2 separate regions of the Homo sapiens genome follow, and region 1 is linked to region 2. Evidence: chromatin loops called from intact Hi-C (ENCODE). Cell type or tissue: Calu3. All regions are shown on one strand. Each heading gives the region's core, and the rest is flanking DNA. Links, peaks and the distances in the headings are about the cores only. Region 1 holds the start of LOC101929452 (a long non-coding RNA gene). Region 2 overlaps RSAD2 (radical S-adenosyl methionine domain containing 2).

The links. A loop is a pair of places that touch in the nucleus more often than their neighbours do. Peaks named below come from ENCODE experiments on the same cell type or tissue, not always from the same donor. Only the 100,000 strongest peaks of a DNase experiment are listed, where the experiment ranks them.
Region 1: a loop joins it to region 2, with 11 times the contacts of the local background. A loop is called at or near these places in 17 of 110 quality-filtered maps.

Annotation. Positions count from the first base shown.
Region 1 is chr2:7,075,594-7,092,149 of GRCh38, forward strand. LOC101929452 (a long non-coding RNA gene) reads right to left here and starts at 2,287. Exons shown (of 3, transcript NR_110252.1): 1 at 2,111-2,287; 2 at 1,289-1,453. It also overlaps a transcript of RNF144A not described here. In Calu3, for the core only: a CTCF peak has its summit at 8,498 (motif pointing left); a DNase peak (open chromatin) is centred at 8,478.
Region 2 is chr2:6,889,577-6,906,132 of GRCh38, forward strand. It overlaps RSAD2 (radical S-adenosyl methionine domain containing 2), which reads left to right. Exons shown (of 6, transcript NM_080657.5): 4 at 600-749; 5 at 4,095-4,127; 6 at 6,202-8,663. The coding sequence ends at 6,366. Among named protein-coding and RNA genes, the nearest start is that of RNF144A, 20 kb to the right of the region's middle. In Calu3, for the core only: CTCF peaks have their summits at 7,768 and 7,969; no DNase peak of the experiment used is centred there.

The DNA.
Region 1 (16,556 bases), core at 5,150-13,149, 190 kb after region 2:
TGATTTGATGCCTCCTGCCGTGTCATGACAAAGCAGAAAGGTTCTCACCAGATGCAGCCACCTGATCTTGGACTTTTCAGCCTCCAGAACTGTGAGTAAAATTACCTCTATTTTTTATAAATTACCCAGTCTCAGGTGTTCTATATGGCAACAGAAAATGGATTAAGACATTCAGCCTTGAAAGACACATGGCATCACTTCCACTATATGCTACTGACCAAGCCAGTTGCAAAGGTTGCTCAAGTCTAAGGGGAAGGGGGGACATGTGAAACAGGTCATATTGTTGAGGCCTCCTTGGAAAGCGTAATCTGCCATTACTGGTTCACCCTGTAAAATGTGTTTCTTACTGTACTTTGTGGTCAAAAAAGTTTGAAAAATCTCTGCTCCTTATTGTGTATGTTGTGAATAACTATAATTATTGCATCATGCTGTTTTGATGAACATTTGTTTCTAATTTTTCTTAATTGCAAAATCAATGCTGCATTGAGCCTCCCTGTGTTTCTGTATGCACATGGAGCAGTTTCCTGGATGTCCATGCTTAAAACTCCAAGCCCTTTCCCTAGGGCTTGCTGAGGGGAAGATGGCCTGTGTGGTTGACAGTTTTTTTCTAATATTAAATATGTGTTACTGTATAAGAAATTCATTGTCAATATAATTGATTTCTATTTTGTACTAAAATGATACTGCAATTTCTTACTTTACTAGAAATTATTTGTAAATATAGCTTGGTTGTTTTCCCATTTTTGGATTATAAATGATTCTGTTGCCACACTATATTTTTTGCTAGCCTGATTGCTACCTTAGGAGTTTCACGGAAAGCGAATAGATGGTTCAAAGGGGACCAAAAACACTTTAAAGATTCCTGGTACATATTGCCAATCAATAGGATGCTATTTCAGCTAGACTGTGGAGATGAAACAAAACCTTTTGAAACCCCATTAGTGTGGTTATACTAAGTCCTCCTGAATATTATTAGAGAAAATTTAAAGTAGCACAAGGTAAGCAATTATCAGAAGAATAACTCCCAGTTAGTTCATAAGTCAGTTTCTGAACCACTTGGCACACCAGTGGGTGCATACAACCCTGTATACAGTTCATGCAGGGAGGCAGGGGGGTCTGTAGCATCACCCATCCTAACACATACATCTCAGGAGTTATTGTGAATTAGCAACAGTTCATTGGCCATGGATGTCCTGTGGGACATGCTGTGGGGAAGCCCATCCTGCAGGGGTGCCTGTAGCTAGTGCCAGTCATGGTTTATGACAGCAGAATAACTCATATACAATACCTGGCTTTGAGGTAGTGCCTTCCTCCTCAGTAAAATCTTGCAAAATTTGACTCTTTCTTGCTTACAGCATCTGTTCAGTTCAGTTCAGCACTCAGTGTGTGCCAGCCCCTGTGCTGGAAATATAGTTGTAGACTGTTTTCTGGGTTCATTCCTGCGGAAGCTGGTCTAGAAGACAGAGAAAGATGGGTGAGCAAATGCTTAGAACGCAATAGGATAGTAATGATAAAGAGACATGCAAACTAATGCTGAATGGTTTCATCACCCTGTGAATAAGAAGTTATAATAGAATAAGCTTCTTATGGTAAGTATAATGGTGGTGGAGGGACAGAATTTTCCCAGAGGAGCCAATGTTTAAACTGAATCGTGAAAGATAAAGTATTTACTGATCAGACAAAAGAATGAAGGTGATTACAGGCAGAGACAATTTTCCAACAAATGTACTTTGTAAATTAATTGGGAAATGACCTGGCACTTATGAGGAACCCCCACCTGTTCCTTGGAGAAAAAGGAGCAGAAAGGTAGACCAGAACTCCAGGGCCGAGACCTTCCATCTATGTAGAAATACGAGTAAGTGACCACAGAGTAAACTATCTAGAGTTCTCACTCCAGAGTGTGGAATCATGATTTCTCAGCATAAAATTTGCTTCTTTCTCTGAAGTTCTTCCTCCAAGAGCACTTTTGTTAGATCTCTTGACTGATTCTACCATGTTTTGGCTATTGCTGGCAGGACTCTGACCCTATGTACTGGGGGAAAACAGGCCCATACACACTGTCCTTAGAGAAGTCAGGCCTAAAACTGCTTATTAAACACGAGATCCTGACCTTCTCTAACACACATCTTGGAACAGTTTTTCCTGATTTCCAGAGAGTCACCAAAGCCCTTTCTCTTTCCAAAGCCTTATATAAGCCAGCTTCAGCAGGCTCAGGTGGTCAGTGGGAGAGGCTAGACTGCAGCATGCTGGGTGCCATCTCTCTGGCTCCAGGAGCCATTGGACAGCTAGGGGGTTGTCCTTCCCCACTGAATAAATTACATCTGGGGCCCATTATTTTCCATAATTATTGTAATATGACTTAATAAAACTAAATGCTTTATTTGCGTTGCTGCTTGACAGCAAGTTTCCTTAACAACACAACACCATTGTATCCCTACGGAAACAGCTGCACGAGGCAACAGAGCGATGACACATACTTGGAATTTTCTCGCTCTTGCAGTCCTGTTTCCCAATGACTCTCCTGTGAAAGGGCTAAAAGTGCTCTGCTGTAACAGGACGGCGGGCACCCCCACCTGCTCTCTGTACTCTCCAGCAAATACTAGAACGGCCCATTGTAGTAAAAACTAGGAGCAACTCTCTACTGAAGACCTTCTAGGTGGCACCTATTGTGCGAAGCAATTTCTCTTTGATATTTCAGATCCTTTCTTCAACTCTGAGCAGTGGGCTTCATCTTGAAAATGAGAGATGAGAAACCGTGTCAGAAACTGTAAGAAAAATTGCACAAGATGACATTGTTAGGAAGAGGTGGCTGGATTTGTCTCACTCCAAAATCTGAAGTCTCAGGACTTGATACCTGCAGGAGGGAAGAAGCCAACTCAGGCCAGGGCTGAGAGTAGGTGGAGAATATGGAGTGTATCTCTGTATTTGCCTCTTCCCTACTCTCCTCCCCTCCCTGGGTGCTGAAAGAATCTCACCATAACATTCCCTGATTTCTTTGGGGGATCTAGAGTGTTATCAGTGGGCTCTTTACTTAATTTTTACTTTCATGTCTAGATCTCTGTTCATGCTCTTCTTATACTTTACAACAAATCTCTCCTTTTTTGTCTTGAACTCTTATCTCCAGAATAGTGATGACACTGGTTCTAGGACTTTCCCCTGCTCTATGTTTTTGGTAAGCAGCCTAGGATAAATTAACTCTGGTCCCTGGGGCTCTGTATGATGTTGAACTGTCTACCAGGGTGGATTCTTTTCTGTCTCACCTCTAAGAATAAATTCAGATGATGACAGGTAAGATAATTCCACTATTACCAACACAGGTGGAAGGGCTACCACCCCACTGCTTAAACATGGTTGTCAACCCGTGGGACTAAGGAGGCCTTTGCAAGTCACAAAGGCATTCCATTCATGGAAGCAGGTCCATTCTCCTCATATCCACCTAAATGTAGGCAAAGAAAACAAAGTTCCTTGCCCCAAAATGCTTGCACATCCCGATGGCTTGATCATACGTGTGATTCCGATGTTATAAAATATTAAGCAAAAAAATTTAAATGTTTTATTAACAATCCATTCCTATCACTATGAAAACCACCCTTAATTGAGCATTGTTCTGGAACTACTGTGTTTTTCCCAGCATTGCTTTTAAGCTGAAAAAGCCCTGCAAGTTTGTCTTATATAGAGGGCAATGTGAACTATTACAGTTACCCTCGAACACCTTTGACTTCCTGCCTGCCTGCCTGTCTGCCTACCTGCCTCCCTTTCTTACTAATTAAGGCTTTATAGCCAGAGCAGGTTCTGAAGTTACAGTTAGCAAGAAAGTTTTCATTCAATATAAAAGAAAGGTATGAACTACTACTACTAATATAACATGGTAGGAACTGTCAGATCTCTTAGAAGCTGTGGAAAGTCAAAGAAGCACCATCCATCCCTTCCTGAATAGATGTGGTTCAGGGAACGTGACTTTAAAGGAGGTAGCATGTGATGGGCACCAGGATGAGCAGAAAGCCTTGAATGCCATTCCAGTTTATCTCTACAAAGCAGAGGGATCTTTACATATTTGAAATATTAAAAAGATTTGGCCTTTCCAATATCAAGAATGACACAGATTTTGTAATGTTCCTACAAATATCCTAGACATTAAAAAGTGAGAAGAATTATGAGTGCATTTGATAACCTAGATTAAATAGCAAAATTCCTTGAAAAACACAAGTAATCATACATGACAAAGAATAGAAAACTCTAAGAGCTCCATATTTCCTAAAGAAACTGAATTTATACTTCAAATCTTCCATAACAAACAAAACAAAACAAAATCTCTAGGCCCAGATGGTTTCACTGGTAAACTTCATCAAATATTTAAAGAATGTTTTTTAAAAAATCTAACAAAGTCACTCAAAGTAAATGAAGTGACAACTACTCACTTTATTTTATGACTACCATAACCCTGATACCCAAACTTGGAAAATTACAATAAAGTAATATTGTATAAATACAGATGCAAAAAATTTTATTAAATTTAGTAATTCAAATCCAGAAATATACAAGAAATATAATTCACCATAGTAACAGAATAAAAAATAAAAACCATATAATCATCTCAGTAGGTATTGAAGAAAATCTTTGACAAAAGTTAACTTCGTTTTGTGTAAGAACTTTCACTAAACCATGAATAGAAGAAAACCATGGCAGTTTGTTAAGGGATGTCTATAAAAAATAACAATGAGCTACTGACTGCTTTTTCTGTAACATTGAGAACAAGACAAGATTATCCACTCTTTCTATTTCTATCCTCCATAGTACTGGAAATCCAAATTAGGATAATTGGCAGAAAAGAGAAATAAAAGACATGAAGACTTGGATAGGTGAATGTAAATCTGGCATTTTTGTGGATGACATGTTTACTTATATAGAAAATTCGAAAATTCTAATAGATCCACACAAAACTATTAAGTACTAAATGAATTTAACTATGTGTAGAATACAAGTCAATATATAAAAAATTTATTGAGGACTAGCAACAAATATTTGAAAAATTAGTTTTAAAGAGTCCATTTTAATTTCATCAAAAATGCAAGATACTTAGGAATATATTTAACTAAATATGGGTAAGATTTTTACTTTGAAAATCTCAATCCATTGCTAAGTAAATAAATAGGACAAATGCAGTGTTCATGAATTGAAGGACTCAATGGTGTTACGACATCACTTCTCTCCAAATTGTCCTGTAGATTAAATGAACTCCCAAAGTCCCATCAGACATTTTTGTAGACATTGAGAAGTTGATTCTGAAGTTTATATGAAAATGCAAATAATCTATTAGGTTGATGCAAAAGTAATTGCAGTTTTTGCTATTAAAAGTAATAGACTAGCTAAAACCATCTTGAAAAAAGCAAAGTTGAAGGACTTGCGCTACTGGTTTCAAGATCACCTATACAACTAAAGTAATGAAGACATTATGGTTTTGGAATAAGGATGTTGAAAACAAGGATTGGCAAAATACTGCTGTGGGCAAAATAAAGCCGTTACTTGGTATCATACTGCCTGATATTCTACAGAGATAAGAATATGTTTTATATTTTTAAAAGTTTGACAAAACCAAAATAATAATCGTATTTTATGGCACTCAAAAATTATGTGAAAGTTAAATTTGTGTCCACGAAGAAAGTTTTACTGGAACACAGCCATGCTCATTTGTTTATCTGTTTTCTATGACTGCTTTCCCACTATAAGAACATAGTTAAATATTTGAATCACAGATCATTATGGACTGCAAGACCTAACATGATTACTCACATTGGCCCTTTATAGAAAAAAAATTCAATCCTTGCACAAATAGATCAAAAGAGCAGAATACAGAGGCCCGAAGTAGGCCCATATATGTAGGATAAATAAGCTTTCAACAAAAGAGCCCAGAAAAGTGTTCTCAACAAATAGATCTGTAACTGGGTAAGTACACGGGAAAATCTGAACCTAGATACTACTTCACATCCTAATAGAGTTAGTTCGTGATAGAGCATAGATTTAACTTAAAAGCTACTAGAAGAAAACATAGAAGAATATATTTGTAACCTTGAGGTAAATAGGGACTCATTTTTGAGAAGACACAAAAACAGCCATAAGAGAACAAGATTGATAAATTGGATTTGTCATAACGAAACCTAAAACCCAAGACAGGATGCCATTAAGAAAATTAAAAAGCAAGCCATAGAGTGGGAAAAAACATTCGCCATATAGTATCTGACAAAAGGCTTTGATCTGAAATATATAAAGAACTCCTGGGAGTCAATAATGAAATGAAACGAACCCAATTTAAAAAGTGGATACAAGACTTCTTTCTATAGCCACATCACGAAAGGAAATATATGATTAGCCAATAAATATAAGAAAATATGTTTGTGTTATGAATCATCCAGAAAATGCAAATTAAAACCACAATGGAATATTATTAAACGTTCACTAGAAAGATTAACCTTAAAAACCCTGACAGCACTAAATGTCACTTTAGTGCTGTTTCTGAGGTTGTTTCTCAGGCTGTTTTTGAGGATATGGAATAATGTTTCTGAGGATATGGAATAACTTGAACTTACATACCTTGGTATTAGGAATGTAAAATGACACAGCCTACTTGGAAAGTTGTTCCGTTTTCTCATAAAGTTACACATAAACCTATCTTAGGACCTAAGATTTTCACTCCTAGGTATTTACTCAAGATGCATACAAACATATTTTTACAAAAAGACTGAATAAGACTATTCATAATAATTTTATTCCCAACAGCCAAGAGCTGTCTCAGAGTTTTTTGACAATCCAAATATTTGTCAAAATGACAATGATTACAAAAATTCAATATAAAAATTGAAATATATTTTCCAAAAAAAGGATGAATCATTGCTATATACAACAAGATGGATAAATTTCAAAAGTATTTTTGTTTGTAAAAAGCTAGGCAATAGAGTGTATGTATTGCATGATTTCATTTAGATCGGGGTGTCCAGTCTTTTGGCTTCCTTGGGCCGGATTGGAAGAAGAATTGTCTTGGGCCACACATAAAATACTCTAACACTAACAATAGCTGATGAGCTAAAAAAATCATTTAAAAATCTCATCATGTTTTAAGAAAGTTTGTGAATTTGTGTTGGGCCACATTTAAAGCCATCCTGGGCCACATGAGGCCTACGGGCCACTGGTTGGACAAGCTTGATTCACATAAAGTTATAGAACAGATAAAATTAGTCTATGGTGATAGAAATGAGAACAGTTACTACTTAGTGTAATGGAGATTGATAGAATGAGGGCATGAGGGAATCTTGGCTTCAGACTTGTTTATGCTGTGGCTTTAAAGTGACAACTAAAAACTTAAATTTTATATGCCGAAATTATATTTTATTCACATATGTGTATTTATTTGAAGTGGATGAGATATTTAGTTATAGTCTTCAAAGATCTGTCAATCTTCTGAAATAAGGCTACTCTCAAATTTGTTGTGCAAATTGGTACAATAAATATCAAAGTGGCAAACTCTAGTTACAGACAGAATTGTGTCCACCCCTCCTGCCCAATTCATATGATGAAGTTGCATTTTTCAATGTGATTGTATTTGGAGATATTAACCTAAAGAGGTAAGTAAGGTGAAGTGAGGTCATAGGGTGGGGTCCTAATCGGATAGGTCGATGTCTCTGAAAGAAGAGGAGGAGACACCAAGGAGGTGTCTCTCCATGCACATCCACAGAGTCATGGCCATAAGAGGACACAGTGAAAAGGTGCCTTACCAGATGTCCATGCTGTTGGCACCCTGATCTTGGACTTTCAGCCGTCAGAACTGTGAGAAAATAAATTCATGCTGTTTAAGAAACCCAGTTTGCAGTATTTTGTTATGGTATCCTGAGCTGACTAATATAAATCTGCTGAGAGTTGTTAAGGAAGGTATGATGCTCTAGAATAGAGTTGGGCAGACTTTTTCTGTAAAGGGCTAGACAGTAAATATTTTAGGCTTTACAGACCATATAGTTTCTGTTGCAAATATGCAGCTCTTCTGTAGAGGGAAGAGTCATGGACAATATATAAACAAATAGGAGGGTCTGCGTTCCAATAAAACTTTATTCATAAAAGGTAGATGTCATTGTTCAAAGGGGACTATGAAAAAGAAAAAGTTGGTGCCTGCACCCATAGACATTCCCCACAACCCACTCTGACTCCACCGAGCACAGAGGACCAGCAGGTCCCTGGGAGTTGTGGGTCTCCTGGTCACCTAACTATTGGCTTGGGCAACACCTAAGGGAGTGGACAGTGCAACCCGCAAGGGCCTGCGCTGGGGCTAAGGAAATGTGGGTGCAGTGCCAGTGATTAGAGGGGCCTCCTCCAAGGCTTGTGAATGAACTTGGTAAGGGGAGTTCATCTCTCACCACCTCCTCCATTTCCCGCTCCTCAGAGCACTGCTGTGAAAGCACTGAAATACAAAACAGGTGCTAAGAGCCTAGTGCCATCTAGTGTGTCGCAGCCTGAATTACACCACGAAACAAAAATAAATTCCTCCAGCACGCATTGCTGGTGAAAACCAATGCAGGAAACTAGCCTCAACTAAGGAACCCATACAGAGCCTTGGTCCTCTGAAAGCACCCAGAAATGAAACCAAGTGACTATACGTAATATACAGCACTGTCTATAAAAACAACACACCCTTCCAAATGACAGCAACTTCAAAAGGATAAAGAAACACCAGCCCTCTCAGTTGAGGAGGAACCAGTGCAGGAACCCTTGCAATTCAGTAAGTCAGAGTGTCTCCTTACTTCCAAAGGATCGAACTAGCTCCCCAGCAATGGATCCTAACCAGACTTAGATGTCCAAAATGACAGACATAGAATTTAGAATCTGGATGACAAGGAAGCTCAATGAGATTCAAGAGAAAGTTAAAACCAATCCAAGGACCCCAGTAAAGTAATCCAAGAGTTGAAAGATGACATAGCCATTTTAAGAAAGAACCAAGCTGAACTTCTGGAATTGAAAAAATCACTACAGAAATTTCAAAATAAAATTGGAAGTCTTAACAACATAATAGAGCAAACTGAAGAAAGAATTTCAGAGCTCAAAGTCCAGTCTTTCAAGTCAACCCAGACAAAAATAAAAAAAAAATTAAAAAAAATAAACAGAACTTCTGAGAAATATGGGATTATTTAAAGAGACCAAACCTATGACTCACTGGCATTTCTGAGAGAGAAGAAAAGATAGTAAGCAACTTGAAAAACATATTTGAGGCTATAGGCCATGAAAAATTCCCCAGTCTTGGTGGAGAGATCAACATGCAAACTCAAGAAATGCAGAGAACCCCTGCAAGATACAAGACAACCATCCCTAAGACACACAGTTATCAGACTTTCCAAGGTCAATGCCAATAATGGTATTTCCTAGTTTCTCTTCTAGCATTTTTATAATTTTAGGTCTTCTATTTAAATACTTATTTAATCTTGAGTTGACTTTTGTATATGGTGAAAGATAGGGATCCAGTTTCAATCTTCTGCAATAACTACTAGCCAGTTATCCTAACACCATTTACTGAATTGGAAGTCTTTTCCCCATTGCTTGTTATTGTCGACTTTGTCGAAGATCAAGTGGTTGCAGGTATGCAGCTTTATTTCTAGGTTCTCTATCCTGTTTTGTTGGTCTATGTGTCTGTTTGTTTTTCCTTTTTTTTTTTTTTTAACCAGCATCATACTCTTTTGGTTACCATAGCCTTGTAGTATAGTCTTAAGTCAGGTAGTGAGGTGCCTCTGGCTTTTCTCTTTTTGCTTAGGATTGTTTTGGCAACTTGGGCTTTTTTGTTGTTGTTGCATAGGAATTTTAGGATAGTTTTTTTCTAATTCTATGAAAAATGACATTGGTAATTTGGTAACATTGAATCTGTAACTTGCTTTGGGCAGTATGGCCATATTAATATTAATTCTTCATATCCATTAACATGAAATATTTTTCCATTTATTTGTGTCATCTCTGATTTCTTTTAGCAGTGTATTTTAATTCTCATTGTAGCTACCTTTCTGATTTCTTTCAGCAGTGTATTTTAATTCTCATTACAGCTATCTTGATTAGCTGTATTCCTAGGTGTTTCATTCTTGGCTATTCTTTGGCTATTGTAAATGGGGTTGCATTCTTGATTTGGCTCTTAGCTCGGATATTATTAGTGTATAGAAATATTATTAATTTTTCTGCATTGATTTTGTATCCTGAAAATTTACTGAAGTGTTTTATCAGTTTTAGGAGCCTTTTGCCAGAGCCTGTGGGGTTTTCTAGGTATAGAACCATCATTTGTGAAGAATGATAATTTTGCCTCCTCTCTTCCTATTTGGATGCCTTTTATTCCTTCCTCTTGCCTGATTGTTCTGGCTAGGACATCCAGTACTAGTTGAATAGGAATGGTGAGAGTGGGAATCCTAGTCTTGTTCCAGTTCTCCAGGGGAATGCTTCCAGCTTTTGCTAATTCAGTAGAAGTTGCCTGTGGGTTTGTCATATATGGCTCTTATTATTTTAAGGTATGTTCCCTCAATGTCTAATTTTTTGACAGTTTTTTTTTATTATGAAAGGATGTTGAATTTTATTGAAAGCCTTTTCTACCTCTCTTAAGATTATGATTTTTTAAAAAAATTCTGTTTATGTGTTGAATCATATTTATTGATTTGCATATGTTGAACCAATCTTGAATCCCAGTAATGAAGCCTACTTCATTGTTATGAATTAACTTTTAGATGTGCTGCTAGCTTCAGATTGCTAGTATTTTGTTGAGGATTTTTGTGTCTATATTCATCAGGGATATTGGCCTGAAGATTTTTTTTTTGTTATTGTTGTATCTCTGCTAGGTTTTTGTGTCAGAATGATACTGGCTTTGTAGAATAAGTTAAGGAGAAGTCCCTTCTCCTCAGTGTTTTTGGAATAATTTCAGTAGAATTGGTACTAACTTTTCTTTGTATATCTGTTAAAATTTGGCTGTGAATGCTTGTAGTCCTGGGCTTTCTTTTAGTTGGTAGCCTTTTTATTACTAATTCAATTTTGAAACCTGTTATTGGTATCAGGATTTCAGTTTCTTCCTGGTTCAATCCTAGTAAGCTGTGTGTTTCCAGGAATTTATCCATTTCTTCTAGTTTTTCTAGTTTGTGTGCATAGAAGTGTTCATAAAAGTCTCTGAAGGTTTTTTGTATTTCTGTGGGGTTGGTTCTAATGTCACTTTTGTAATTTCTGATTGCATTTATTTTGATTTTATCAATTTTTTCTTTGTTAATCTAGCTAGTGGTCTGTTACTCTTGTTTATTCATTCAAAAAACAAACTTTGGTTTCATGGATCTTTTGTGTTAATGTTTGCATCTCAATTTATTTCAGATTAGCTCTGATTTCGGTTATTTATTTTTTGCTGCTAGACTTGGGGTTGGTTTGCTCTTGTTTTTATATTTCCTCTAGGTGTAATGTTAGGTTGTTAGAGATCTTTCTAACTTTTAGATATAGGCATTTTTTTAGATATAGGCATTTAGTGCAATAAACTTTCCTCTTGACACTGCTTTATCTATTTCCCAAAGAATCTGATATGTTGTGTCTTTGTTTTCATTAGTTTCAAATAATTTTTTGTTTCGGTCTTAATTTTATTCTTTATCCAAAAGCCATTCTAGAGTAGGTTGTGTAACTTCCATGTAATTGTTTGGCTTTGAGAGATCACCTTTGTATTGATTTCTATTTATCTTGTACTATGGTCTGTCTGAGAGTGTGGTTGGTATGATATTAATTTTTCTGAATTTGTCATGACTTGCTTTATGGCTCCATATGTGGTTAATCTTAAAGTATATGCCATGTGCAGATGAGAAGAATGCATATTCTATTATACTTTGGTGGAGCATTCTCTAGATGTCTACTAGGTCTGATTGGTCAAATGTTGAGTTTAAGATGAGAACGTCTTTGCTAGATTTCTGCCTCAATGAACTGTCTAACACCATCGGTGGGGTGTTAAAGTTTCCCACTACTATTATGTGGTTATCTAAATCTCTTTATAGATTTCTAATACTTCGTTTTATGAATCTGGGTGCTCCAATGTTTGGTGTGCATATATTTAGGATAGGTAGGTCTTCATGTTGAATTGAACAACATTATATAATGTCCTTCTTTGCCCTATTTGATCAGTGTTGGTTTAAAAATCTGTTTTGTCTGATATGAGAAGAGCACCCCCGATCATTGTTTTGCATTTGCCTGATAGATATTTCTCCATCCCTTTAATTTGAGCCTATGGGTGTTGTTACTCATGTAATGGGTCTCTTGAAGACAGTAGACAATTGAGTCTTGCTTCTTGGTTCAACTTGCCACTCTGTGCCTTTTAAGTGGGATGTTTAGCCCATTTATTTACATTCAAGGTCAATATTGATAAGTGAGGAATTGATCTTGTAATTGTGTTGTTAGCTGGTTGTTGTGTACAATTAGTTGTATAGTTGCTTTATAGTGTCAATAGGATATGTACTTAAGTGTGTTTTTGTGGTGGCAGGTATCATTCTTTCATTTCCATGTTTAGAACTACTTTTAGGACCTCTTGTAAGGCAGGTTTAGTGGTAATGAATTCCCTTAGTATTTGCTTGTTTGAAAATTATTTTATTTTCACTTTTCTTATAAAACTTAGTTTTGCAAGATATGAAATTCTCGGTTGAAATTTATTTTCTTTAAAGATGCTAAAAATTGGCCCCCAGTCTCTTCTGGTTTGCAAGGTTTCTGCCAAAAGTTCTGCTGTTAACCTGATAAGGTTCCCTTTGTAAGTGACCTGCCCCTTCCCTTTAGCTGCCTTTAAGATGTTTTTCTTTTGATTTGATCCTAGGTAATCTAATGACTATGTGTCTTTCAGATAGTCATCTTATATAGTATCTTACAGGGATTCTCCGAATAGGCCACACATGTTTCTTGGAAGGAGGACAGAGCCTAGCAAGGATGCTACGGGCTCCCAAGGAGAGCCTGTAACAGAGAAGGAAGCAGTGAGTACCACGGCTGGAGGTTTGGGTGGGTTACACTGAAAGGAGGTAGGAACTAAGCCTAGGAAGCGTGGATACGATTCAGGCGTGTGGCATTTGAAGAGGACAAGCCAGTTAGAAAGATATTAGCAGACTTAGAAGTTTAAAAATATTCATGAACACTTCAAGTTGGTTAGTTTGACTGAAGCCTAATGCACTTTTTAGAGGAACGAGGGGCAGTGTGATGGAGGAAGGAGCTGGAGGATGACCGCCTTGGTCCTAGCATGGGGCAGTGTGGCCTTTTCCTGGGAACCAACTGTCTTAAACTGAGTTCCGGGGGCAGCAGTATCTGATGATGGGATACTAGGCATTCTGCAGAGATTGCCCTTGGCTTCCACCAGATAAAATGAGACGGGGACATAGGAGAAAACTTATGGTCAGATATATTTGGAAAATGATGGGTTAATGAAGTTATGCGTTTTTCTTTCTGTGTGATTCATCAGACCCTCTCATGGATCAATTGGCTTTGGAATATCCTTTGCAGGCAGAACATGTGGCACTTCCCACTGGCACAGACTTGGAAATTGCTTGTTTTACCGGGATCTGGTATACGTAGGTGCCCCATTTTAAAGTTTGGGGTAAAAAGCTGCCCAAGTAATGTTTCAAAGTATTAACCTTCTATTGATGTAGATTAGCATTAGTTTTTAATCGGGCACACCCAGGGTTCTTGCCCTCAAGATAGGCTCAGAAATATCCAAACGCCCAGTTCTACTTGCTCCTGTCTTTTTCCTGTAGCCGAAACCCCGAGGCGCCCTCTCCAGGGATGAAATTGACAGCAGGAGGAACAGAGTCGGGGAGCATCCAGCTCAAGCCTCTGCTCCCCACAGCGGCTCCCGCTGGAGCCGAGGTGCCGGTCAGAGCTGCCCATCTGCGGCCCTCCTTGCTTTCCTGCTATGGAGGAACAGAGGCAGGAGGTGAGGGCCTCTGGCAGGGCCAGGGATTGCTGGCACGCACCCTCCAGAGAGCTGTGGCAGGAGCCGCGTTACGAGCTGCCTCCTTGGAGAAACAGCCTCACATCTGTGAGAAGGGCCTGCGGTGGAGCCCATACTCAGGTGGAAGGAACCGGGAGGTTTCTGGCCAGTTGCTTCTGTTTTTAGATTGTGGTAGTGAGGTGTGTGCATGTGTGTGTGCGCGCGTGTGTGCATGTGTGCATGTGTGTGTGTGCGCGCGGTGTTAGCCCAGTTGCAGGCGCTTTTCACTATGAACATAAAGGTAGAAAAAGAGATCAGTGTGCACACGAAATCTTTGTAAAGATGATATTCAGTATATTTAGCTACCACTAGGAAGTGCAATGGGTTAAAGTTAACCGGATCGCTGACTTCTGACAGCTGAGTGTGCGCTGGCTGCATTGGAGCCCTCCGCTCTCTGACAGGGGCCGTCGCTGGCCTGTGCCCCGTGCCGGCAACCCAGGCACACCTGTGCCCCTGCAGGGAGCCCCGCCCCCAGCTGTCTCTGGCTCCTGGAGTCCGAGCCCTGCCGCCCTCTACCCAGGATTTCTAGTTGCTCGTGGGCCCTCCGGGCGTGGAGGAGGACCTGGTGTCTCTCCTTTGGGCTCAGCAACCTCCTGACGTGGGGCTGGCTCCTGCCCCCTGCAGCCCCAGGATGCAGAGGGGCCGCTGGGCTGCTGTCTTGATGAGGGCCCCGCAGTCCCCGCAGTCCCCGCAGGCTGGGCGGCTTCTGAGGAAAGGCCTGGGGCAGGGCTCCGGAGCAGGGCAGGGCTCACGGCCCCTGGACTTTGGAGGCTGGATCCTGGGCCAGAGGCGAAGGCCCCTGGAACCAGGCTGCGTCGCCCACAGTTCTGCCTGGAAGGTGGAGGATCAATGTTGTCTCCTGCCCCCCAGGGGGTCAATGGGATCCTTTGAGCCAGGACGTTTTTCCAGTTTCTGAATCCAATTGTAAATCCCTCATTTTTTTAAAAACCTCTACCAGACTTTTAAAAAGTTGTCCTCAAAAAACTTTCTAATCTAGAGAGAGAAAGAGCACGGCAACTTCTAAGTGATGCTGGCGAGAAAGTCAGGAGACTTGGCACTTACAACTTTCTAAAGATCTGAATGCAAATGTCACCTGGAGCATTGGAGTATGCCGAGGCCCCTGGGTGATGAAAGTGAGGGAGAAATGAGAGGGCAGGGGTGCGCCAAATAAGGGGGGATTTCACTCCTGTCCATCCCTGGGCTTGTGTAACTCAAGGTATTGGAGAGTCAAAGTGTGCTCTTGGTTTTACTGCTACCATGAAGAGACGAAAAGCGAGCCCGCAGACTTGTGGCCCTTTCCCTGACCTGGTAAGAGAAATATTGCAGGGTGTTTTAGGATGATGCTGGAAAGAGGCAGGAGCCCTCTCTGTCTCTGAGGGTCTGCAGGGCACTTCCCCAAGGGCAGGTGGGGCGGACACAAAGGAGCTTGGGGCGGACACAAAGGAGCTTGGGGCTTCCTTCCTCTTGGCCTCCCTCTGGGCTGGACCCTGAGCTCTGCCTGGGGATGATGCAGGGAAGACCCCCATTCCCTTGGACCAGGCATCTGCTCCTCTGGGCTGGTCTCTTGGGGGCCGAGGGTGAAAGAGGAAGGAGGGAAGTGCATACCTGGGTCAGAGGCCAGGCTGGGTGTCGGGAGCCTGTATTTTATTTAGTGCTCCCAACTGCTCTGTCATGTAGCAATGGCCACTATTCTCATTTTATAAATGAGAAGATGCAGGCTCAGAAGGGTTAAATAGCCTGTGGTCCTACCATAAATGAGGCCCCAGTCCTCTGAGTCCCACACAGGAGTCTGCTGACTTTGCTCCAGGCAAGGTGCGGTGCAGGCTTCACAAGGACAGACTCCATGTCAGCCTGGCCTGGCCCAGTCTGCGAGGCAGGCAGGGTCAAAGGCCCTGGAGGAGGAGGAAGGTGGACCTTCCGTGAGCAGGGCTGGAAGATGCTTCCAGGCCCGACTCTATGGCTTTTTGAGGCTGGAAACTTCCGAGGAGAGAGTAGGAGCATTCAGGACAGTCCTTAACAAAGAGGGGGGAGTTTTTGCAGATGCCACCCAAGAGAAAAGACAGCATTACTTCACACTGCTGGCCGATGTACTGCGGGGACAAATGCTGGGGTTTTACTCAGGGCTGACCTGCTTCGGAGGGTCCCCACCTGCCTGGAGCTGGCCACAGGTCACCTCCAGCCTGGGCTCCCCGAGAACCTTCACCAGCCCTTCCCAGTTACTTTTGTCCTTTCTGGTTCTGTGATAACACAAAATAATGATGACAATGATGTGTGTTTATCAAATGCTTATTTGCCAGGTCCATGCTCAGGGCAGTCTCAGGCCATAGGTGCTATCCTCGTCCCCACCCTACCCATGTGGATACCCTGGAGGAGGATGCAGGAGGCTTCCCCACCATCTTCCCACTCTACTGCCCTCTTCCTGTCCTTACCCCTGAGTTCTGTCCACAGGGATGGTGGCCAGTCCAGTGAGAAAGATGATCCTCTTCTGGGATCTTTCTTCCAAATAGAAAGACTCTTCCCTTATAATTAATACTCAGCTTAGAGATGCTTACTTTCAAAGGAAGCA
Region 2 (16,556 bases), core at 3,656-11,655:
TTGGGCAAGTCTCTTCACTTCTTGCCTTTTCTAGGACTGACTTTTATTTTCAAATGATGGTAGTATGTATAGAATAATACACTGTCCACACTCTTACACACACATTTGTTTACTTAAAAGACTGTTGAAAGAGAATATTAATGATTTTGAAAAACTGTTCTTAGGTCTTACATGAAAAACAGACATATGCTAGAGGCCTTCATAAGAATATATTAAAAATCAGCAGAGAAAACAATGTTTTTAAAATGTGTTTTTCTGGGTTATGGGATTACACATGATTTATTTTTATGCTCTTTTATAGTTTATATTTTTTCAATAAGTACCTATTATTTTGTTGTCTGAAAATTTATGACTCAATCAAACATAATCTAGACAAGTTTTTGAAAGTTTATATTTTAATAATGTTTGTGCTTCTGACACCATATTCCTAAATTTCAGGGCTAGCTTTCATTTCCCCAAAGTAATATCTTTCTAGAATGTTCCTCAGCTCGTAGAGTCTCTTTGCTCAGAAGAGATGAAGCTTGAAAAGGGGGAGTGAGGTTTGGGGGAAAACACGATGGAAAGCTCTCTGCAAAGCAAACACTACCATTGCCTTTCAGGTGTTCCAGTGCCTCTTAATTGAGGGTGAGAATTGTGGAGAAGATGCTCTAAGAGAAGCAGAAAGATTTGTTATTGGTGATGAAGAATTTGAAAGATTCTTGGAGCGCCACAAAGAAGTGTCCTGCTTGGTGCCTGAATCTAACCAGAAGGTTGTATAAAGCAAAAGTTGTTTTCTTTGTCATCATACATTCAGATTGATTCCCAAAAGGGAAGTCTCTCAGCCAAGGACCCCACACATTGTTATTTTAGAGGGTTCGGTGGTGAGAAATGGGAGGAATGCCATGTCAGGGCAGATAGGGCTGAGGGCTGCCATTGACTCTGCCACCTCCCAGCTGCAGGGTCTTTAGAGAGCTTCAGTTTCTCTATCCACGATGGATAGAGTGGTACTTTGCAGATGATACAACTGTATATAGATTCATGTAGATATTCTTGCTATATGATTCATATAAGTATAATGTCCCTATGTGTCATACATGCATGACATAACCCCTAAACATAGAAAGAACTAACGAACGCCACTCTGTTGATATCAACATTATCACTTTATTTAGTTGAATAATCTCTATGTATAATTTTGTTATGTTGCACAGAATGTAGAAGAAATGTTTCCCATTTAGTTTTCTAATGTAATGACAATTGGATCCATCCTATTAGCACAAATTTCATACACCGATAAAACAAGGTTGGCCAAAACATGTCTACACTGTGGAGCTTCAGGTATAACTAGAAGCCGGGTATCTAAAAATGTGTTCTCAGAAGCTACAGGAAAAAAAATCCATTAATAAGGAACCTCCTTATTAATGAAAGATACAAACTTTAAAAAAATTATGATAGTATAATTGAATCCATAAAATTAAAAATATGTCACACATATCATAAAATTAAAAGTGAAATATGTTAACATGATATACTGAATTGTATAAAATAAAGTATTATATATAAAGTTATTTAAATCAATAAGAATCTATGAACACCAAAAAAAGCAAAACATCCAATGGGCATAAATAGATAATTTACAGAAAAAAAACAAATGGTGAATAAACATTTTAAGAGTATTTGATATTGTCTATATTCAAGGAAATACAAAATAAAATATGAAGCATAAAGTTGCAGTAAGAGAGGCAAGTTCATATTGTTAGCAAGAGTATAAATTATTGCAACTTTCCTAGAAAACGAATTGCTAACTTTATAACCTTTAAAATAGCCCATATTTGAATTTAGAAATTCTACCTTAAAACAAGAGAAATATTCACAGAACTAGAGAAGTACTTATGTAAAGATATGTTACTGCAGTATTAAGAATAATACCGGCCGGGCGCGGTGGCTCACGCCTGTAATCCCAGCACTTTGGGGGGCTGAGATGGGCGGATCACGAGGTCAGGAAATCGAGACCATCCTGGCTAACACAGTGAAACCCCATCTCTACTGAAAATACAAAAAATTAGCCGGGCGTGGTTGCGGGCGCCTGTAGTCCCAGCTACTCGAGAGGCTGAGGCAGGAGAATGGTGTGAACCCGGGAGGCGGAGCTTGCAATGAGCGGAGATCGCTCACTGCAGTCCAGCCTGGGCGACAGAGCGAGACTCTGTCTCAAACAAACAAACAAACAAAAAGAATAATACCAAAAAAAAATAAAGATAGCCTGTCATTCAGCATACAGAGAATGAGTAAGTCTGTAGGTTCACAGAATGAAATGTTACACTGACTAACAAGCATATTCCAAAAATTTTTAAGTGACAAGGAGAAATTCTGATAATATAATAGTAGGTACAGATAAAAAACAGTATGCAAAATTAATTTGAAGTTTAATCCTGATGTGTAAAAAAAAGTATCTCTACATATTCCTTTGGTTATCTTGGAGTAGTGGAATTATAAGTAGTTTTATTCACCTTTATAACTTTTTGAACTTTAAAATTTTGTAACTTAAGTATTAGTTTTATTATTTTAAAAACAGCTTCTCCATCTGCCATCCAAAAATACATATACAGGAAAATCTCTACCCCATATGTTTAAGTAATGCTAGGAACTCAAAGAGCAGACATTCATTCCTTATGCTTTAGACTTCTGAGGCTCTAGGTAAATGGTTCAAGTTTAAAAGGTAATGTTGAAGTGAACATGAACAAGAAAATCTCAGAATGAAGGACAGGATGACCATCAAAAAGAAGAGAAAGGGGGTAGAGGAGGTTTTCCTCTATGCACTATTTTATTTAATTTTTTAAAACTCCATCTTAATAGTTAATATGACATCAAAGAAAATTTGGTTGAGTACCTCCTTTGTAAGAGGGACTGTTAACCCTTTGACTCATTGCCATTTTCACTAATGCTTCATGAGCCAGGTTGTATCATCCCCATTGTATACATCAAGAGGCCGAGTGGTAGGTACTCATTTACCTGACTTGTATCAGGGGCAAAATCTGAATTTTGATGACCCCAAAGCCCACAAACCTTTTAGCCAGTTTGTTTCAAACTTCATCAAATCACCTGGGATCTTGTGAAAGGGCAGACCTCTACTCAGTGGGTCTGAGGTTGGCCCACCACTCTGCACCTTGAACTAGTTCCCAGATGATGCTGATGCTACTGGTACCCCACTAGACATTCAATAGCAGGTCTGCTCCCATCCCTTCCTAGGAGTTGGCAAATGCTGGCCCCAGGGATGGGTCTGGCCTGCCACCTGTTGTAGTACAGGATGCAAGTTAAGACTTGATGAGGGAAAACATCAAAACAAGAATCGTATTTGTGCCCTGTGAACATTATATAAAAGCTGGTTTTCTGGGTCCATAAATTAAGTTTCAGTGGAGCTCAGCCAAGCTATTTTTCTTATGTATCATCTGTGGTGGATTTTGGGCTGCAAAGCACAGTTGATTAGTTGTGACAGACTGTGTGGCCTGCTAAGCAGAAAATATTTGCTATCTGGCCCTTTACAGAAAACATTTTACAGACCCCTATCTACAAGAATAGGTATAGAAGGAATACCTTCCCATCAACAGTGCAGGTACAGCTTCTATATACCTATAGAAGTCATAACTGTTTGTAAGTAATGTTAGGGTAATAATAAAATCCTCAGGTAAATCGACCCTTTAGCTCCAAAAAAATAGCATTCAAGAGAGTTCTGCTTTATACATTGAAAAGGGAGAAATTAGATACATGGTGGACACAGTCATCAGAAATATCATGTAAAGAAGAAAAGGGCTCTCCCAAAGTGTGAAGGGTTGGGGAAATTGCCTTGGGGTTCAATGTCAGGGAAGCCTTCAGGATGAAGGTTCTGATGTGTGACCTTTTCAGCAAAGAGCAGAGAATCCAGGCCTGCTGTGATCTGTTGAAAACCGAATGCACACAAACAGAGCCTTGTCTTGTGAGGGCCATGCCAAAGGCAACTCAAGGGAAATGAGAAATGCTGGATCCAAAACAATACAATGCAAACACTACAGGTGGACAATTGAGCTCACATACTGAGAAATGCACCTGAAACTAAATTTGTATTAACTTCTCCTTTGCAGATGAAAGACTCCTACCTTATTCTGGATGAATATGTGAGTATTTCCAATGAGTTATAAAATTAAAACTTAATTAATTAATTAGCAGTAATGGCAGAGTTGAGTTCCATGAGCATAACTATCTAGTACCTATTTGTCCTTCTTAATTAGCACTTCACAGTTTGATAGTCAGTGATTATGATTATGCCAGAGCCCTCACTTCACAGGGTCAAATGTGGAGCTAAACACTGGAACAGAATAAGCTTCAACCCAGGTCCCAGCACTGATTTGCACTGAGCACCATATGATATTGTCTGCCATGTAACTATGCATCCGTGGATGTCACATTGAACCCGTTATCACACACAACAGAGTCATCTGTTATGTAGTCCTGGGCTGGAGGCTCTCCTGAGATAGGGCATCCAGCCTACTTTGAAGGAAGGCCATATCACTCTTCTCATTATCTTGGACAAACCAGGCACAGCCAGCTTGTCTTCTGATTGATAAACCTTGGCTTTCCTAAGGAGAGGCTTATGTTTCTGCTCCAAACACCACTGATATTATTCCTACCCCCACTGCCTTCCAAAGGAAGAGGGAAACCTACCCTTCTCAAAACTGAAAAACAAATCACTTTCCCCTTTCCTCTGTCTTTTTTTTTCTAGATCTATAACCATTGCCACTCTTCCTAGCAAAGGACAAATAATTCCATTTGAAGACATATTTTAAAGAAATGAGCTCCAACAACCTTGAATTCCATATTTAAATTGGATTTGTTTTTTGGAGAAATACTTACTGTCACTTTTGATGTTTGCTTTTCTTTCTTTCTTTTCTTTTTTTTTCTGAGATAGGTTTTCCTGTCACCCAGGCTAGAGGGCAATGGCACAATCTTGGCTCACTGCAGCCTCAGCCACCTGGGCTCAGGTGATCCTTCTGCCTCAGCCTCCCAGGTAGCTGGTACTACAGATGTGCACTACCACACCCAGCTAGATTTTTATGTATTTTTTGTAGAGATTGGATTTTGCCATGTTGCCCATGCTGGCCTCTAACACTTGGGCCTCCCCAGATGCTGGGATTCCAGGTGTGGGCCCCCATGTCCAGCTGGTATTTTGTTATTTTCAAGTTAACCAATCATTGTTTATACCCATTTCATTTCTTAACAATATAAGCTTTCTTAATAGAGCATAAGGGAAAAGGTGATAAGGAAAACATTTAGTTTCTGGGTCCAAGGTAGAGAGGAAAATTCAAACAATTTATTTTTGGAGTGGAAATTATTATGATTGTCTAGTGATTTTGACCAGCATCCCTCAACAAACTCACTGGTCTCCACATATTTGGAAAACACATCGTTGAACCAAAATTTGCTTTTACCAATTGAATAACATTTTGCTTCAATAAGTATTACTTGAGCTCCTATGAAACACTCAGTGTAGGTCGTAAGGAGTGTGAAGAAATCGTTTCTGCCTACAGAGTAGAATAGGACAGACTAAAACAAATGAAAATGGATGGAATAAGATTAAAACAAAGAGCCTTCGCAGGTCATGGAAGACTCTTCTTGATCTGGCACCTGCCATGGAAGACTCCTCTTGATCTGGCACCTGCCTGCCTCAGCAGCACCTTTCTTTTCATCCTCTCTCCGTTTCTCAAAACAAGCCTTTATTAATATTTACATATATGCATGCATGCACGGATGCATGCACATCATTACTATTCCAGAAACACCGTCTACCTCCATTTCCCCAGTACATCATGCTATATCACACTTCTGTGCTTTTATGATACCATTCCCTCCAATTTAAAATCTCAACACATAATTCAGATGTTAGCATTTGGGGCAAGCCTCTCCTGATTACCCCTTCCCCCAGTGGAACTACATCTGCCCATGCGGGGCGCATATCATTCTGTTTATTGTGCGCTTAGGTGTCTACTGTACTTAGCCCAGCCTCTTCCACCAGACCATGAGCTGGTTGAGTAGAGAGATGGGGTCCAAGGGGTTCAATATCAGCCACAGATTTCAAAAGATACCTGTCGACATGACTGGAATATCAAAAGCTATTTGGGATTAATAGTCTAGATTGAGTTTTACAGGATTCATCACATGGAAATATACCAGTTTCTGTTATGAATTTTCTAGATGCGCTTTCTGAACTGTAGAAAGGGACGGAAGGACCCTTCCAAGTCCATCCTGGATGTTGGTGTAGAAGAAGCTATAAAATTCAGTGGATTTGATGAAAAGATGTTTCTGAAGCGAGGAGGAAAATACATATGGAGTAAGGCTGATCTGAAGCTGGATTGGTAGAGCGGAAAGTGGAACGAGACTTCAACACACCAGTGGGAAAACTCCTAGAGTAACTGCCATTGTCTGCAATACTATCCCGTTGGTATTTCCCAGTGGCTGAAAACCTGATTTTCTGCTGCACGTGGCATCTGATTACCTGTGGTCACTGAACACACGAATAACTTGGATAGCAAATCCTGAGACAATGGAAAACCATTAACTTTACTTCATTGGCTTATAACCTTGTTGTTATTGAAACAGCACTTCTGTTTTTGAGTTTGTTTTAGCTAAAAAGAAGGAATACACACAGGAATAATGACCCCAAAAATGCTTAGATAAGGCCCCTATACACAGGACCTGACATTTAGCTCAATGATGCGTTTGTAAGAAATAAGCTCTAGTGATATCTGTGGGGGCAAAATTTAATTTGGATTTGATTTTTTAAAACAATGTTTACTGCGATTTCTATATTTCCATTTTGAAACTATTTCTTGTTCCAGGTTTGTTCATTTGACAGAGTCAGTATTTTTTGCCAAATATCCAGATAACCAGTTTTCACATCTGAGACATTACAAAGTATCTGCCTCAATTATTTCTGCTGGTTATAATGCTTTTTTTTTTTTGCCTTTATGCCATTGCAGTCTTGTACTTTTTACTGTGATGTACAGAAATAGTCAACAGATGTTTCCAAGAACATATGATATGATAATCCTACCAATTTTCAAGAAGTCTCTAGAAAGAGATAACACATGGAAAGACGGTGTGGTGCAGCCCAGCCCACGGTGGCTGTTCCATGAATGCTGGCTACCTATGTGTGTGGTACCTGTTGTGTCCCTTTCTCTTCAAAGATCCTGAGCAAAACAAAGATACGCTTTCCATTTGATGATGGAGTTGACATGGAGGCAGTGCTTGCATTGCTTTGTTCGCCTATCATCTGGCCACATGAGGCTGTCAAGCAAAAGAATAGGAGTGTAGTTGAGTAGCTGGTTGGCCCTACATCTCTGAGAAGTGACGGCACACTGGGTTGGCATAAGATATCCTAAAATCACGCTGGAACCTTGGGCAAGGAAGAATGTGAGCAAGAGTAGAGAGAGTGCCTGGATTTCATGTCAGTGAAGCCAAGTCACCATATCATATTTTTGAATGAACTCTGAGTCAGTTGAAATAGGGTACCATCTAGGTCAGTTTAAGAAGAGTCAGCTCAGAGAAAGCAAGCATAAGGGAAAATGTCACGTAAACTAGATCAGGGAACAAAATCCTCTCCTTGTGGAAATATCCCATGCAGTTTGTTGATACAACTTAGTATCTTATTGCCTAAAAAAAAATTTCTTATCATTGTTTCAAAAAAGCAAAATCATGGAAAATTTTTGTTGTCCAGGCAAATAAAAGGTCATTTTAATTTAGCTGCAATTTCAGTGTTCCTCACTAGGTGGCATTTAAATGTCGCCTGATGTCATTAAGCACCATCCAAAAAGTCTGCTTCATAATCTATTTTCAAGACTTGGTGATTCTGAAAGTTTTGGTTTTTGTGACTTTGTTTCTCAGGAAAAAAAATATTCCTACTTAAATTTTAAGTCTATAATTCAATTTAAATATGTGTGTGTCTCATCCAGGATAGGATAGGTTGTCTTCTATTTTCCATTTTACCTATTTACTTTTTTTGTAAGAAAAGAGAAAAATGAATTCTAAAGATGTTCCCCATGGGTTTTGATTGTGTCTAAGCTATGATGACCTTCATATAATCAGCATAAACATAAAACAAATTTTTTACTTAACATGAGTGCACTTTACTAATCCTCATGGCACAGTGGCTCACGCCTGTAATCCCAGCACTTGGGAGGACAATGTGGGTGGATCACGAGGTCAGGAGTTCGAGAACAGCCTGGCCAACATGGTGAAACCCCGTCTCCACTAAAAATACAAAAATTAGCCAGGCATGGTGGCGTACACTTGTAATTCCAGCTACTCAAGAGGCTGAGGCAGGAGGATTGCTTGAACCCTGAAGGCAGAGGTTACAGAGCCAAGATAGCGCCACTGCACTCCAGCCTGGATGACAGAGCAAGACTCCGTCTCAAAAAAAAAAAAAAAAAAAAGCAAGAGAGTTCAACTAAGAAAGGTCACATATGTGAAAGCCCAAGGACACTGTTTGATATACAGCAGGTATTCAATCAGTGTTATTTGAAACCAAATCTGAATTTGAAGTTTGAATCTTCTGAGTTGGAATGAATTTTTTTCTAGCTGAGGGAAACTGTATTTTTCTTTCCCCAAAGAGGAATGTAATGTAAAGTGAAATAAAACTATAAGCTATGTTAAATACATTTTCAGCTGTTTTATCCACCATTATTCACAGGCCACGCCCACACCACCCCCACCCCCACCACCACCACCTAATGCACTGTCAGGATTTGCAAGGCCTTAATGTTTAAAATATTCAAATGTTAATTTCTCTTAAAGGGGAGAAATAAGGACTTCTAACATTAGAGTAAATTCAAATTCAGCCTATATAGTGTTTTGCTTTATGTTTTCAGTTTTAAATGTGAGTGTTAGTTTTGTAAAACACATTTAATTGGGAAAGCAAGGAACAATTTCACGGAGGTATCTTATGTGTTAAGGGAAGATATTTTATGTTGCATTTAATTCTTTCTTTTTTTAATCCAAAATTTTATTTGACCATGTTTGTCTAGAAGTGACAATATTGTTTCTTACGTTAACTAGAACTGGAGCCTGGAGATAGAAAATAAGTCTAGTTACATAAAAATTTTAAATTTATGCACATTTGAATTTATCAATTATGAATATATACACTCTACACAATGAATAGTGGAGAATAATGAAAGTAGCAAACCATTGTATATGTCAAAGTAATTTCTATAGCATATATATATGTGTGTGTATGTGTATGTGTATTATACTTTAAGTTCTGGGATACATGCGCAGAACGTGCAGGTTTGTTACATAGGTATACACGTGCCATGGTGGTTTGCTGCACCCATCAACCCGTCATCTATATTAGATATTTCTCCTAATGCTATCCCTCCCCTAACCCCCCACCCCCCAACAGGCCCCAGTGTGTGATGTTCCCCTCCCTGTGTCCATGTGTTCTCATTGTTCAACTCCCACTTATGAGTGAGAACATGCATTGTTTGGTTTTCTATTCTCGTGTCAGTTTGCTGAGAATGATGGTTTCCAGCTTCATCCATGTCCCTGAAAAGGACATGAACGCATCCTTTTTTATGGCTGGATAGTATTCCATGGTGTATATGTGCCACATTGTTTTTATCCAGTCTATCATTCATGGGCATTTGGGTTGGTTCCAAGTCTTTGCTATTTGTGAACAGCACTGCAATAAACATACGTGTGCATGTGTGTTTATAGTAGAATGATTTATAATCCTTTGGGTATATACCCAGTAATGGGATTGCTGAGTCAAATGGTATTTCTGGTTCTAGATCCTTGAGGAATCACCACAATGTCTTCCACAATGGTTGAACTAATTTACAATCCCACCAACAATATAAAAGCATTCCTGTTTCTCCACATCCTCTCCAACATCTGTCATGTCCTGACTTTTTAATGATTACCATTCTAACAGGCGTGAGATGGTATTTCTCATTGTGGTTTTGATTTGATTTGATTTCTCTAATGACCAGTGTTGTTGACCTTTTTTTCATATGTTTGTTGGCCACATAAATGTCTTCTTCTGAGAAGTGTCTGTTTATATCCTTTGCCCACTTTTGGATGGGTTTGTTTGTTTTTTTCTTGTAAATTTGTTTAAGTTCCTTGTAGATTCTGGGTATTAGCCCTTTGTCAGGTGGCTAAATTGCAAAAATTTTCTCCCATTCCATAGGTTGCTTGTTCACTCTGATGAAAGTTTCTTTTGCTGTGCAGAAGCTCTTTAGTTTAGTTAGATCCCATTTGTCAATTTTGGCTTTTGTTGCCATTGCTTTTGGTGTTTTAGTCATGAAGTCTTTGCCCATGCCTATGTCCTGAGTGGTATTGCCTAGGTTTTGTTCTAGGGTTTTTATGATTTTATGTCTTACGTTTAAGTCTTTAATCCATCTTGAATAAATTTTTGTATAAGGTGTAAGGAAGGGGTCCAATTTCAGTTTTCTGCATATGGCTAGCCAGTTTTCCCAACACAATTTATTAAATAGGAAATCCTTTCCCCATTGCTTATTTTTGTCAGGTTTCTCAAAGATCAGATGGTTGTAGATGTGTGGCATGATTTCTGAGGCCTCTGTTCTGTTCCATTGGTCTATATATCTGTTTTGGTACCAGTACCATACTGTTTTGGTTACTGTAGCCTTGTACTCTAGTTTGAAGTCAGGTCGCGTGATGCCTCCAGCTTTGTTCTTTTTGCTTAGGATTGTCTTGGCTCTATGGGCTCTTTTTTGGTTCCAAATAAAATTTAAAGTAGTTTTTCCCAATTCTGTGAAGAAAGTCGATGGTAGCTTGATGGATATAGCATTGAATCCACGAATTACTTTGGGCAGTATGGCCATTTTCACTATATCGATTCTTCCTATCCATGAGCGTGGAATGTTTTTCCATTTGTTTGTGTCTCTCTTGTTTCCTTGAGCAGTGGTTTGTAGTTCTCCTTGAAGAGGTCTTTCACATCCCTTGTAAGTTGTATTCCTAGATATTTTATTCTCTTTGTAGCAATTGTGAATGGGAGTTCACTCATAATTTGGCTCTCTATTTGTCTACTGGTGTAGAGGAATACTTGTGATTTTTGCACATTGATTTTGTATCCTGAGACTTTGCCAAAGTTGCTTATCAGCTTAAAAAGATTTTGGGCTGAGACGATGGGGTTTTCTAAATATACGATCCTGTCATCTGCCAACAGAGACAATTTGACTTCCTCTCTTCCTATTTCAATACCCTTTATTTCTTTCTCTTGCCTGATTGCCCTGGCCAGAACTTCCAATACTATGCTGAATAGGAGTGGTGAGAAAGGGCATCATTGTCTTGTGCCAGTTTTCAAAGGGAATGCTTCCAGCTTTTGGCCATTCAGTATGATATTGGCTGTAGGTTTGTCATAATTAACTCTGATTATTTTGAGATACGTTCCATCAATACCTAGTTTACTGAGAGTTTTTAGTATGAAGGGGTGTTGAATTTTATCAAAGACCTTTTCTGCATCTATTGAGATAATCATGTGGTTTTTGTCATTGGTTCTATTTATGTGATGGATTACATTTATTGATTTGCGTATGTTGAACCAGTCTTGCATTTCAGGGATGAAGCCGACTTGATCACAGTAGATCAGCTCTTTGATGTGCTGCTGGATTCGATTTGCCAGTATTTTATTGAGGATTTTCATATCAATGTTCATCAGGGATATTGGCCTGAAATTTTCTTTTTTTGTTGTGTCTCTGCCAGGTTTTGGTATCAGGATGATGCTGGCCTCATAAATGAGTTAGGGAGGAGTCCATCTTTTTCTATTGTTTGTAATCATTTCAGAAAGAATGATACCAGCTCCTCTTTGTACCTCTAGTAGAATTCGGCTATGCATCCATCTGGTCCTGGGCTTTTTTTTTGGTTGGTAGGCTATTAATTACTGCCTCAATTTCAGAACTTGTTATTGGTCTATTCTGGGATTCGACTTCTTCCTGGTTTAGTCTTGGGAGGGTGTATGTGTCCAGGAATTTATCCATTTCTTCTAGATTTTCTAGTTTATTTGCATAGAGGTGTTTATAGTATTCTCTAATGGCAGTTTGTATTTCTGTGGGATCAGTGGTGCTATCCCCTTTATCATTTTTTATTGTGCCTATTTGATTCTTCTCTCTTTTCTTCTTTGTTAGTCTGGCTAGCAGTCTATCTATTTTGTTGATCTTTTCAAAAAAACTAGCTCCTGGATTCATTGATTTTTTTGAAGTGCTTTTCATGTTTTTATCTCCTTCAGTTCTGCTCTGATCATAGTTATTTCTTGTCTTCTGCTAGCTTTTGAATTTATTTACTCTTGCTTCTCCAGTTTTTTTAATTGTGATGTTAGGGTGTCGATTTTAGATCCTTCTCACTTTCTCCTGGGGGCATTTAGTGCTATAAATTTCCCTCTAAACACTGCTTTAGCTGTGTCCCAGAGATTCTGGTATGTTGTGTCTCTGTTTTCACTGGTTTCAAAGAACTTATTTATTTCTACCTTCATTTCGTTACTTACCCAGTAGTAATTCAGGAGCAGGTTGTTCAGTTTTCATGTAGTTGTGCGGTTTTGAGTGAGTTTCTTAATCCTGAGTTCTAATTTGATTGCACTGTGGTCTGAGAGATTGTTTGTTATGATTTCTGTTGTTTTGCATGTGGTAAGGAGTGTTTTGCTTCCAATTATGTGGTCATTAGAATAAGTGTGATGTGGTGCTGAGAAGAATGTATATTCTGTTGATTTGGGGTGGAGAGTTTTGTAGATGTCTATTAGGTCTGCTCAGTCCAGAGCTGAGTTCAAGTCCTGAATATCCTTGTTAATTTTCTGTCTCATTGATCTGTCTAATGTGGACAGCAGGGTGTTAAAGTCTCCCACTATTATTGTGTGAGAGTCTAAGTCTCTTTGTAGGTCTCTAAAAACTTGCTTTATGAATCAGGTTGCTTCTGTATTGGGTGCATGTATATTTAGGATAGTTAGCTCCTCTTGTTGCATCGGTCCCTTTACCATTACGTAATGCCCTTCTTTGTCTTTTTTGATCTTTGTTGGTTTAAATTCTGTTTTATCAGAGACTAGGATTGCAACCCCTGCTTTTTTTTTTCTTTCCATTTGATTGGTAAATATTCCTCCATCCCTTTATTTTGAGCCTATGTGTGTCTTTACACATGAGATGGGTCTCCTGAATACAGCACACCGATGGGTCTTGACTCTTCATGCAATCTGCCAGTCTGTGCCTTTTAATTGGGTCATTTAGCCCATTTACATTTAAGGTTAATATTGTTATGTGTAAATTTGATCCTGTCATTATGATGCTAGTTGGTTATTTTGCCCGTTAATTGATGCAGTTTCTTCATAGTGTTGTTGGTCTTTACAATTTGGTATGTTTTTGCAGTGCCTGGTACCAGTTTTTCCTTTCAATATTTAGGGCTTCCTTCAGGAGCTCTTGTAACCCAGGCCTGGTAGTGACAGAATCCCTCAACATTTATTTGTCTGTAAAGGATTTTATTTCTCCTTTGTTAATGAAGCTTCCTTTGGCTGGATATGAAATTCTGTGTTGAAAATTCTTTTTTTTTTAAGTGTTCAATATTGGCCCTCACTCTCTTCTGGCTTGCACAGTTTCTGTAGAGAGATCTGCTGTTAGTCTGATGGGCTTCCCTTTGTGGGTAACCTAGCCTTTCTCTCTGGCTGCCCTTAATATTTTTCCTTCATTTCAACCTTGGTAAATTTGACAATTATGTGTCTTGGGATTGTTCTTGAGGAGTATCTTTGTGGTGTTCTCTGTATTTCCTAATTTGAATGTTGGCCTGTCTTGCTAGGTTGGGGAAGTTCTCCTGGATGATATCCTGAAGTGTTTTCCAACTTGGTTCCATTATCCTCGTCTCTTTCAGGTACACCAATTAAACGTAGATTTGGTCTTTTCACATAATCCCATATTTCTTGGAGGCTTTGTTTGTTCCTTTGCATTCTTTTTTCTCTAATCTTGTCTTCACGCTTTATTTCATTAAGTTGATCTTCAATCTTTGATATCATTTCTTCCACTTGATCGATTCGGCTATTGATACTTGTGTATGCTTCATGAAGTTCTTGTGCTGTGTTTTTCAGCTCTATCAGGTCATTTATGTTCTTCTCTAAACTGGTTATTCTAGTTAGCAGTTCCTGTAACCTTTTATCAAGGTTCTTAGCTTCCTTGCATTGGGTTAGGACATGCTCCTTTAGCTTGGAGGAGTTTGTTGTTACCCACCTTCTGAAGTCTACCTCTGTCAGTCTGTCAAACTCATTCTGCATCCAGTTTTGTTTCCTTGCTGGTGGGGAGTTGTGATCCTTTGGAGGAGAAGAGGCATTGTGGTTTTTGGAATTTTCAGCATTTTTGTGCTGGTTTTTCCTCATCTTTGTGGATTTATCTACCTTTCATCTTTGATGTTGGTGACCTTTGGATGGGGTTTTTGCATGGGCATCCTTTCTGTGGATGTTGATGTTACTGATTTCTATTTGTTAGTTTTCCATCTAACAGTCAGACCCCTCTTCTGCAGGTCTGCTGGAGTTTGCCGGAGGTCCACTCCCGACCTTGTTTCCCTGATTAGCACCAGCAGAGGCTGCAGAACAGCAAATATTGCTGCCTGCTTCTTCCTCTGGAAGCTTTGTTCCAGAGGGTCGCCTGCCAGATGCCAGCTGGAACTCTCCTGTATGAGGTGTCTGTTGACCCCTGCTGGGAGGTATCTCCCAGTCAGGAGGCACGGGGGTCAGGGACCCAATTGAGGAGGCAATCTGTCCCTTAGCAGAGCTTGAGTGCTGTGCTGGGAGATCCGCTGCTCTCTTCAGAGCCAGCAGGCAGGAACATTTAAGTCTGCTGAAGCTGCGCCCACAGCCGCTCCTCCCGCCAGGTGCTCTGTCCCAAGGAGATGGGAGTTTTATCTGTAAGCTCCTGACTGGGGCTGGGGCTGCTGCCTTTCTTTTTTCTTTTTTTTTTTTTTGTTTTTTTTTTGAGACAGAGTCTCGCTGTGTTGCCCAGGCTGGAGCGCAGTCGCCCAATCTTAGCTCACTGCAACTTCTGCCTCCTGGGTTCAAGTGATTCTCCTCCCTCAGCCTCCTGAGTACCTGGGATTACAGGTGTGCACCACCATGCCCATCTAATTTTTGTATTTTTAATAGAGACGGGGTTTCACCGTGTTGGTCAGGTTGGTCTTGAACATCTGACCTTGTGATCCACCCACCTTGGCCTCCCAAAGTGCTGGAATTACAGGTGTGAGCCACCACACCTGGCCAGGCTGCTGCCTTTCTTTCAGAAATGCCCTGCCCAGAGAGGAGGAATCTAGAGAATCAGTCTGGCTAGAGCCACTTTGCTGTGCTGTGGTGGGCTCTACCCAGTTTGAACTTCCCAGCAGCTTTGTTTGAACTGTGAGGAGAAAACCACCTACTCAAGCCTCAGTAATGGCAGACGCCCCTCCCCGCCACCAAGCTCAAGTGTCCCAGGTTGACTTCAGACTGCTGTGCTGGCAGCAAGAATTTCAAACCAGTGGATCTTAGCTTGCTGGGCTCTGGGGGGGTGGGATCCGCTGAGCAAGAGCACTTGGCTCCCTGGCTTCAACCCCCTTTCCAGGGGAATGAACGGTTCTGTCTCACTGGTATTCCAGGGGCCACTGGGGTGCGAAAAAAAACTCCTGCAGCTAGCTCGGTGTCTGCCCAAATGGCCACCCAATTTTGTGCTTGAAACCTAGGTCCCTGGTGGAGAAGGCACCTGAGGGAATCTCCTGGTCTGTGGGTTGTGAAGACCACGGGAAAAGCATAGTAACTGGGCTGGATAGCACTGTTCCTCACAGCACCATCCCTCATGGCTTCCTTTGGCTAGGGGAAGGTGTTCCCTGACCCCTTGTGCTTCCTGGGTGAGGCGATGCCCCACCCTGCTTTGGCTCACCCTCCATGGGCTGCACCTGCTGTCCAACTAGTCCCAATGAGATGAGCCAGGTACCTCAGTTGGAAATGCAGAAATCACCCGCCTTCTTTGTTGGTCTTGTTGGGAGCTGCAGACCAGAGCTGTTCCTATTTGGCCATCTTGTCAGCCCTCCAGGTCAAGTTTAATCACACAAAACACCCCCATATATGCTTAGGAGAACTATAGCAAGTCCACGTCAGATGCTACTAAAATGGACTTAAAAGATCAGAAAGATTGCAACAATATTTATTTTTATTATTATTAAAAATACACATTTGTAGGATATTTGAAAACAGAGTAAAACAAAATGAAGAAAATTAAAATTACCCATAATTGTATCACATAGAGGTAACTGGTAATTTAGCTCACATCTGTCCAGTCATATATATTGCTTAATAGAATTGCATTCTTACTCAATACTTTTATTTTTCACATTATATCTTCTGAAGCTTTTTAAAGTTAATTAGCATTTTGTACTTTAATGAGAACAGCCAGTTCTTAACAATTCACACTAATAGATGAGAAAACATTCAATGGCATTAAAAAGTCAGAGCTCATTTGAAAAAAAACCCACTGGATTTGTTTTTGAGTTGTTTACATATTTGTTTATGGATGTAAGTGGTATCCTATTAATTTTAGTAATAT